Linked DNA regions of Homo sapiens: regions 2 and 3 are each linked to region 1. The links are chromatin contacts, found by Hi-C or POLR2A ChIA-PET in ENCODE. All regions are on one chromosome and are shown on one strand. Each heading gives the region's core, a stretch centred on a gene start or an enhancer-like site at or near the end of the contact. The rest is flanking DNA. Distances are from core to core; before and after follow the strand shown.

Region 1 (2,972 bases), core at 308-2,807:
TTCACCATATTGGTCAGCTGGTCTTGAACTCCAGACCTCAGGTGATTCACCCGCCTCGGCCTCCCAAAGTGCTGAGATTACAGGCATAAGCCACCGCGCCCGGCCCCAAGTATGTTTCTTAACTTTTTAAGGTAACACAATACAGAGCACTTTTTATAATTTGAGTAAAATAAAAGACTAAATATATTGCTGAAACTAAAAATATACAAATTTGCAGAATTCTTCTGAGTTGAATATGAAAAATGGCAAACTGATAACTTGTCAAAGCTGTCTCTACAAAGGCAAAGTCAAAGTTTGCATTGAAAAATGACTTTGTAGCTGGGCACAGTGGCTCACGCTTGTAATCTCAGCACTTTGGGAGGCCAAGGCAGGCAGATCGCCTGAGGTCAAGAGTTCGTGACCAGCCTGACCAACAAGGAGAAATCCCATCTCTGCTAAAAATACAAAATTAGCCAGGCGTGGTGGTGTATGCCTGTAATCCCAGCTACTCGGGAGGCTGAGGCAGGAGAATCACTTGAACCTGGGAGGTGGAGGTTGCAGCGAGCCAGATTGCTCCATTGCACTCCAGCCTGGGCAACAAGAGCGAAACTCCATCTCAAAAAAAAAAAAGAAAAAAGAAAAAGAAAAATGACTTTGTATGCAGGTGTGTGTCTTATAGAAGCCTTGTCTTATGCAGGCATTCTACCCTATATTAGTGACTAATGAGTGTGAGTAAATGACTTGTTTCTACAAAGGATTCTAGGTGCTTACATCATTCATCTTGTCTGGCATGAAGGAGTCTTTAGCCCCAGGGAACGGGTAAGATAGCATCCTGATGATTAACTTTCTTTAAACTTGGTTTTATCAGTAACGTCATTGTTACTGATTGTTACTCACCTACAGGTGAGGAGTAGATTACATATGCAACAGATCTTTCTTTTTTAGACAATTCATGGCAGCCAGGAGAGAAATAAAGCTGTATCTTTATTAAATATGTAAATTATTCCTCCACTCATACTGGCTTAGCTCCTCTTCCTCTTCCTTTTAATGAGAGCAGTTTAAATTAGAGCTGCTTGGCGTATGGCAGCCAGGCCTGGGATGAGTGTTTTGTCTCGGGGGATGGAGAGGGATCATTAAAAGTTATCTATGTATTTTTTATCTTTGACCCTACTGTCTTAAGATAATCTTAAAAAGAGAAGTTGACTGTAAATATTGTTTAGCCCCACCCCATCCTTGCAAAAGAAATCAAAAAATAAAACACAGATCCCAAATAAGTATTTTTAAGAGACTTGGACAAACATATGCTTTCTGCTCCTATGCTCCCTCTTTTGGCAAACTGGAAGTACTTTCTTGGCAAACATCGATATTTTCACAATTTCCTTTCCAGAATTGCTGAGAGGCTTGAGTCACCAAACTTGGTTTACTGCTATGGAAATTCACTATTCCGAGCACAGGAAGAAATTAAAGATTTTTGTTTTTCGGTGAAAGTATGTGTTTACACCTCAGTTCAGAGTGTAACAGCAGGTTCCTGGCTTGGCTGCTTAATGCTGCATGCGATATCCTGGTAAACAGTCATAGAATTTTGGAGCTTGAAAGGAACCTCAGAATGATTCATATAATCATTTATTAGATCAGGAGCTTTGAGGGATCTCTTCCAACCTCTCTCCAGTGTGGAAATCAGTTCTGTAGCGCATGTAGCGAATCACTTTCCAGCCATAGTAGTGTACCCGCAATGCGGCTCACTCCTCATGAGGGAGCCTGTTTCATTGTTAGAGCACAACCTAATTAAGTTATTGGTTCTGAAACTGAAGCAGACTTACAAAGGACTTTTTATGAACTTCAGTTATGCAAAGCAAGATTTAACAAATTTTATTCCCTGAAGCTCTAATCACGACCATGATCATGAGTGATTCAAGCAAATAACCTGGTACTGAGCACTCCATTTGTACCAGGCACTGTCCTAAATGCTTTATATGTGTAGAACTAACATAACTCTCACAATAACCTTATGAGGCAGCTGCAATTATCCGCATTTTATAGATAAGGGAACTGAAGCACAGAGAGACTTTCACAATATTATACAACTAATGATTGTGGCAGAGCCAGGATCCAAAACCTGTGCTCTTAAGTACTTATATTGCAGTGTGACCCATGTATATACCTATTGTATATAAGCAAACAGATTGATGTCTGTTTATGAGTTATGGTATGAAATAATTTTTAGTGCTTATTATAAAATTATAGTACCTTTTTTTAAAAAATGTGTTTGCTTACTATACCTAAAGAATAAACTTTACTAAATGGTTAAAAGTAACCTCAACCAACCAGATGAGGGAATTATACTGAAAATAAATGTTCAGTAAATGAATGAAAGAAATGAGTAGTAGTTTTAAATACAGAGCAAACTGAAACTTTATAGGGTTATCATTTAAATCTATCTGTGTGTTAAAATCATGCATGTCTCCAATTGCTGGACATTTAGATCAACTCCAGTTTTTCACTTTATGAACAATGCTGGAATGAAACTTAAAGATTGAAATACAGCTGGGTGGCCAGGCACGGTGGCTCACGCTTGTAATCTCAGCACTTTGGGAGGCTGAGGTGGGCGGATCATGAGGTCAGAAGTTCCAGACCAGCCTGACCAACCCAGTGAAACCCCATCTCTACTAAAAACACAAAAATTAGCTGGGCGTGGTGGCAGGTGCCTATAATCCCAGCTACTTGGGAGGCTAAGGCAGGAGAATCTTGAACCCAGGAGGCCTCCGCCTGGGTTGCAGTGAGTCGAGGTCACACCACTGCACTCCAGCTTGGGCGACAGAGCTAGACTCCGTCTGGAGAAAAAAAAAAAAAGAAAGAAAGAAATACAGCTGGGTGTGGTGCTCATGCCTTATCCTAGCACTTCGGGAGGCTACGGCAAGAGAATCACTTGAGCCCAGGAATTTGAGGCCAGCCTGGCCAACATGGTGAAACCCTGTCTCTACTAAAAATACAAA
Region 2 (2,972 bases), core at 266-2,765, 120 kb before region 1:
ACTAAAAAATACAAAAATTAGCCAGGCGTGGCGGCATGCGTCTGTGGTCCCAGCTACTCAGGAGGCTGAGGCATGAGAATCACTTGAACCCAGGAGGTTGAGGCTGCAGTGAGCTGTGATCATGGCACTGCATTCCAGCCTGAGTGACAGAGTGAGACCTTGTCTTAAAAAAAAAGAGAGTCTGCACGGAGAGCACAGTTGACTCACAGTCCTCATTCCCATTCCTCTGGATCCACCAAGTTCACGCCAAGGCCATATTTCCTCAGATGGCTCCTAGCCAATGACAGCACAGCGGGGGTGGTAGCACAGCCCCACTGCTGCTGACCTGAGATTCATCCTACCAGTGACTTTGTTCAGGAAGCCCTCATCAGTCCAGCCAAAACTTTCTGAGACCCGCATTGCTGTCTGCAGCTCCTCCTACTCACTCTTTCCTTCCCCGTCTCTTTCCCCAGGTGTTAGCCCAGTATCCCAGTCTGAAGACGTCCGCCCTTTATCTTTCACAGGGATTCCCTTGATAAATCCCCTGCAAGTCTGAGCCTGTCCTGGCATCTGCTTCCCAGAGGATCCAAATTAACACAGATAACTTCCATTTTGTAGGATGAGATAATGAAGTCTACAACCATCCAAACTCAAAATCATCTGTTGTCAAGGAAATACAGTTTCACATTGCAGTGGTAAGGACCATGGGCTTTGGGTAGACCAGGGTGTGAGTCCTACCCACCAGCGGTATGACCTTTAGGAAATGTCTTAGCCCGCCCTGACCCTCTATTTCCTCATCCGTGGAATCAGTGATTCTTAACTGGGAACAATTTTGTTTCCTCCGGGACAGTTTGCAATGTCTGGAGATTTTTTTGGTTGTCACAACTAGGGGGAGGGGAATGGTTGCAGCTGGCACCTAGTTGGGTAGAAGGCCAGGGACACTGCTAAATATCCTACAATGCACAGAGCAGCCCCTCCAAGACAAAGATTATCCAGCCCAAAATATCCATAGTGCAGAGGTTGGAAAACTCTGTGTTAAATGGGGATGATAATAGTAAACTAACTCAAAGAACTATTGTGAGGACTCAATGGGATCATGTGTTCAATATCCCTCGCCTTCCTTGTAAACTCCACAAGGGCAGGAACCAGATGATGTAGATCAATGTTCTGTATCATCAATGACTGGATCATAAAAGGCGCAAAGTAAATTATTAATTGTTGAAATATTTATCAAATGAGTGCAAATCAACAAATGCTAATTGTCATCATCATCGTCACCATTGCCATCTTTCCAGCCCCTGGCTCAGTGCCTGAGGCGTAACAGGTCCTCAATCTTTGTTGAATGAATGCATGAGAAATGAAGGATTATTTACTCATTAACTACTAATCTGTGTGCTTTGGAGAGATATTGGAAACTCTTGAGAAATAGGCCTGGCCTTTTCCTTTTTATTTGCAACGAGGAATTTTGTTCGTCAAATAAATGACCTTAAAGGATTGAGACCGCTGCCAAGCCACAGAATCGGAGTCGAGAGGCCTGACTCAGAGTCACGGAGAGGTTAGGACACACATCTTGCAGGGCTTAGGCAAAAAAGGAAAATGGGCCAGGCTTTGTGCGAACTTGCTGTGAAACAAGAGCTGTTTTCAGGGCTCAGGGACAAGCTCTGTCCCATGTTTAATTTCTTCCATCTGTCTGGTATCTGACCTCTGCTGCCCTTTAAGCCATTGCCACATATTGTCTGCACACGTTCCCATATAAGGTGATCTCTCTCTCTCTCTTTCTCTTCCCTCTCCTCTCCTCTCTCTCTCTCTCTCTCTCTCTCTCTTTTCCTCTCCCTCTCTCCGGGTAGCAACACTGACTTCCTCCACCCTGTTCGCCCTCTCTCTGCCTTCCCTGGCAGACTCTGCTGTGAGGATGGATGGCTGGAGAGCAGGAAGGGGCAGGGGGCTGCCAAGGAATGTAACAGGTTTATTTTTGTTCAGGCTGCATTCTTTGCCCAGCCTGCACGCCCCAGCCACTTGGGAATGTCACATGCCGATAAGACAGTGGGGGTGACTGGGATCTGTGGCTCAAATCTGCAACACCCCAGGTGTGAGCCATTGTCACAGAGTCGGGGAACTAAGGGTGGGAGGGGCAGGGACTCTGAGGTCATGGGACTCACCTGTTCCCACTGCCCTGTGTCTGACTCCTAGAAAGACAAGTTTGGTCCTTCAGGGAAACAATTGCAGAAATTGAGATCCATAACCACCTAAGCCCATCTCTGGGCAAAATTCAACATCTACAGGAGAGTGGAGAAGAGCCAGGTGTCAGGGTGAAATTAACAGCTGTGTGACCTTGGGCAAGTTGCCTGACGTCTCTGACTCTCAGTTTCCTTCTTTGTCAAAATAGTATCAGTGAATCTGTTCTCTACTATATGGTGAAAATACACTCACTGAGGGCAGGTATTATTGTCTATTTTGTTTCCTGTTGTTTCACCATCACCTCAAATAGTGCCTGGCACACAGTAGGTGCTCAAATATATGTTGAGTAAATTAAATGAGATAATGTTTTAAGTGCTCAGCACCCAAGAAATAAGAGCTGATTCAACAACACCCTACTCAATGACTACAGATATTTATTAAGCACCTCTTAACAGCCAGACCCTATTAGGTGCTGAGGACACAGGACTAATAGGACAGACAAGGCCCCTGCCCTCAGGGAACTTACATTTGAATGGCAGAGATCTATAATAAAATAAGCTAAGGTCAGAGAGTACTAAGGGCTATGAAAGAAATTTTTTTTTTTGAAACAGAGTTTCACTCTTGTTGCCCAGGCTGGAGTGTAATGGCGTGATCTCTGGCTCACTGCAACCTCCGCCTCCTGGGTTCAAGCAATTCTCCTGCCTCAGCCTCCCGAGCAGCTGGGATTACAGGCATGTGCCACCACACCCGGCTAATTTTGTATTTTTAGTAGAGACGGGGTTTCTCCATGTTGGTCAGGGTGGTCTTGAACTCCC
Region 3 (2,972 bases), core at 267-2,766, 88 kb after region 1:
TGAGCTATAGCGTCCAGCTAATATTTTGGGTTTTGTGGGCCACAACAATCTCTGTACCAAAGTCTTTTGTAAAATATGAAAAGAGAATTGTTTAAAAAAAAAAAAAAAAAGGTGTTGGCTGGGTGCAGTGGCTTATCCCTGCAATCCTAGCATTTTGGGAGGCCATGGCAGGAGGATCACTTGAGCCCAGGAGTTTGAGACCAGCCTGGGCAACATATTGAGACCTTGTCTTTACAAAAAAAGTTTTAAAAACTTGCATAGTGAGGCTGGGAGCCATGGCTCATGCCAGCACTTTGGGAGGCTGAGACGAGGTTCACTTGAGCTCAGGAGTTTGAGACCAGCCTGGGCAACATGGAAAGACCCCGTCTCTAAAAAAATAAAAAATGAAAATTTGCTGGGCATGTTGACGTGCTCCTGTAGTCCCTGCTTCTCGGGAGGCTGAGGTGGGAGGATCAGTTGAGCCTGGGAGGTCAGGGCTGCAGTGAGCTCAGATCGTGCCAGTATGCTCCAGCCTGGGTGACAGAGTGAGACAGAGTAAAACTCTGTCTCCCAAAAAAAGTTCGGGGGGTGGGGAGCCTTAAGATTTTGCACACTGCTTAGATCAATGTTTCTCTAACTTCATGTGTGCAGGAATTACCTGGGGATGTTGTTAAAATGTATGTTTTGATTGGTTCAGTCTGAAATGGGGCCTGATTATTCTGCATTTCTAATAAGCTCCCAGGTCAATAATTTGAGTAGCAAGGCTCTAGAGCAGATCTTAATCATTTCTAGATCACAGTCCCTTTGAGAATTAATGAAATTTATGGACTTTCTTCCCCAAAAACATATATTGAAAATCTTGTGTGCAACTTCAGGAGGTTCATTTGTCCTCCTCCTCAGAAAGTCCACCTCAGGATTCTAGCTATTTAGTTTTGAAAACTGAAGTACAGGCCGGGCATGGTGGCTCATGCCTGTAATCCCAGCAATTTAGGAGGCCAAGGCAGGCGGATCATTTGAGCCCAGGAGTTCGAGACCAGCCTGGCCAACACTGTGAAATCCCATCTTCACTAAAAATACAAAAATTACCCGGGTGTGGTGGTGGATGCCTGTAATCCTAGCTACTTGGGTGGCTGAGGCACGAGAATCGCCTAAACCCAGGAGATGGAAGCTGCAATGAGCCTAGATTGCACAACTGCATTCCACCCTGAGGGACAGAGCGAGACTCTGTTGCAAAAAAAAAAAAAAAAGAAAACAAAACAAAAAAGAAAAATTGCTTTAGTTGTTCTGTAAATCCTGGAAGCTATACCTCTGTTTCCAAAGCCAAGGTATAAATTATTACTCTAGAAAACGGATAAGCAGAAGAGCAAAATAGTCTAAAACAAAAATCAGCATAGAGAGTTTTTGAGTTTGAGAGCCCCTGAGCACTGTCAGAATAGCTAAGACATTAAGAACTGTGAGAAATGAGAGTTCTCCTCAACCATCAGACCATGATAGGCCAGTTGATCTTGAAGCCTGACCTGATTTCATGGGGCTGGCATTTCCTTCCTGATTTCCTGTAATCACCTCCTCTCTACTCCCCATGATTCAGTGGTAGTCACAGTACCAGGAAGTGCCAACCTTTTCATTCTTGCTACTGAGATGAAGATTTTGGAAAAAGGAGAAGAAACCATGTGGTTTGGGAACCACCTTTCCTTTTTTTTTTTTTTTTTTTTTTGATACGGAGTCGCTCTGTCGCCCAGGCTGGAGTGCAGTGGAATGATCTCGGCTCACTGCAAGCTCCGCCTCCTGGGTTCACGCCATTCTCCTGCCTCAGCCTCCCCGTTAGCTGTGACTACAGGCACCCACCACAATGTCCGGCTAATTTTTTGTATATTTTAGTAGAGATGGGGTTTCACCATGTTAGCCAGGCTGGTCTCAAACTCCTGACCTCAAGTGCTTCATCTGCCTTGGCCTCCCAAAGTGCTGGGATTACAGGTGTGAGCCACCGCTGCTGGCCATGGGAACCACCTTTCCTAAGCATTAACACCAAACCACCTAGATGGGCAGATTTAACTGTGACCAACTTTTATATTAAAAGATAATGGAACTTTTTTTTTTTTTTTTTTTTTTGAGACAAAGTCTCGGCTCTGTCACCCAGGCTGGAGAGCAGTGGTGCAATCTTGGACCACTGGAACCTCTGCCTCCTGGGTTCAAGCGATTCTTCTGCCTCAGCTTTCCCATTAGCTGGAATTACAGGTGTGCACCACCCCACCTGGCTATTTTGTATTTTTTTTTTAGTAGAGACGGGGTTTCACCATGTTGGCCAGGCTGGTCTTGAACTCCTGACCTCAAGAGATCCACCCACCGTCAGCCTCCCAAAGTGTTGGGATTACAGGCATGAGCCACTGTGCCCGGCCGATAATGGAACTTTTGAAAACCAAGGGCTTGGTGGCCGGGTACACTGGCTCATGCCTGTAATCCCAGCACTTTGGAGGCCGAGGCGGGCAGATCACCTGAGGTCAGGAGTTCGAGACTAGCCTGACCAACATGGAGAAACGCTGTCTCTACTAAAAATTCAAAATTAGCTGGGCATGGTAGCGCTTGCCTGTAATCCCAACTACTTGGGAGGCTGAGGCAAGAGAATCACTTGAACCCAGGAGGCAGAGTTTGTGCTGAGCTGATATCGTGCCATTGCACTCCAGCCTGGGCAGCAAGAGTGAAACTCTGTCTCAAAAAAAGAAAAAAAAAAAAAAAGTAAAACAAAGGGCTTGGCATTATCAGTGCCAGAAAAATACAAGATTGAGAGAATGGGGAAACAGGAGGGACATAAACTTGGTGGGAGTATACATTTGTATGCAAAAGTAAAAGATAACAGACGAAGATGTTAACCCTGTAACACCGTAAAAGGAAATGTTAGAAATAACTAGATAGCCATAAAAATAGAGGATGATTCATTTAGTTCATGGTATGGTTGTGAAATACTGTGGCCTTGAACAAGTACCTTTTAGTGTCTC

Evidence for each region. A loop is a pair of places that touch in the nucleus more often than their neighbours do. ChIA-PET counts read pairs that join two places held with the same protein, here RNA polymerase II (POLR2A). Pooled maps may share reads with other maps.
Region 2: a map of gastrocnemius medialis shows a loop between it and region 1 (5-fold over the local background). The contact joins two enhancer-like sites. A Hi-C loop is called at or near these places in 45 of 168 maps with a recorded cell type or tissue (A673, Caco-2, Calu3 and 31 more), 6 of 37 single-sample maps with no recorded cell type and 36 of 50 pooled maps. POLR2A ChIA-PET finds 5 or more read pairs at or near these places in 7 of 52 experiments (A549, AG04449, AG04450 and 4 more).
Region 3: POLR2A ChIA-PET joins it to region 1 with 27 read pairs in PC-9. The contact joins two enhancer-like sites. POLR2A ChIA-PET finds 5 or more read pairs at or near these places in 8 of 52 experiments (AG04449, OCI-LY7, PC-9 and 5 more).

Annotation. Positions count from the first base shown.
Region 1 is chr12:110,223,159-110,226,130 of GRCh38, forward strand. No RefSeq gene overlaps it. Among named protein-coding and RNA genes, the nearest start is that of ATP2A2, 57 kb to the right of the region's middle. RefSeq lists an enhancer at 588-1,088. Within about 2 kb of position 1,558, at least 14 of the 41 ENCODE cell types and tissues checked have a DNase peak (open chromatin) inside an H3K27ac peak, as active enhancers do; they include IMR-90, PC-3, PC-9 and 6 more, where a contact is called at or near this core.
Region 2 is chr12:110,107,721-110,110,692 of GRCh38, forward strand. No RefSeq gene overlaps it. Among named protein-coding and RNA genes, the nearest start is that of IFT81, 15 kb to the right of the region's middle. RefSeq lists enhancers at 1,252-1,843, 1,844-2,435. Within about 2 kb of position 1,516, at least 22 of the 41 ENCODE cell types and tissues checked have a DNase peak (open chromatin) inside an H3K27ac peak, as active enhancers do; they include IMR-90, PC-3, adrenal gland and 5 more, where a contact is called at or near this core.
Region 3 is chr12:110,311,640-110,314,611 of GRCh38, forward strand. The region is part of intron 5 of ATP2A2 (ATPase sarcoplasmic/endoplasmic reticulum Ca2+ transporting 2); the gene reads left to right. Among named protein-coding and RNA genes, the nearest start is that of ATP2A2, 32 kb to the left of the region's middle. Within about 2 kb of position 1,517, at least 14 of the 41 ENCODE cell types and tissues checked have a DNase peak (open chromatin) inside an H3K27ac peak, as active enhancers do; they include PC-9, where a contact is called at or near this core.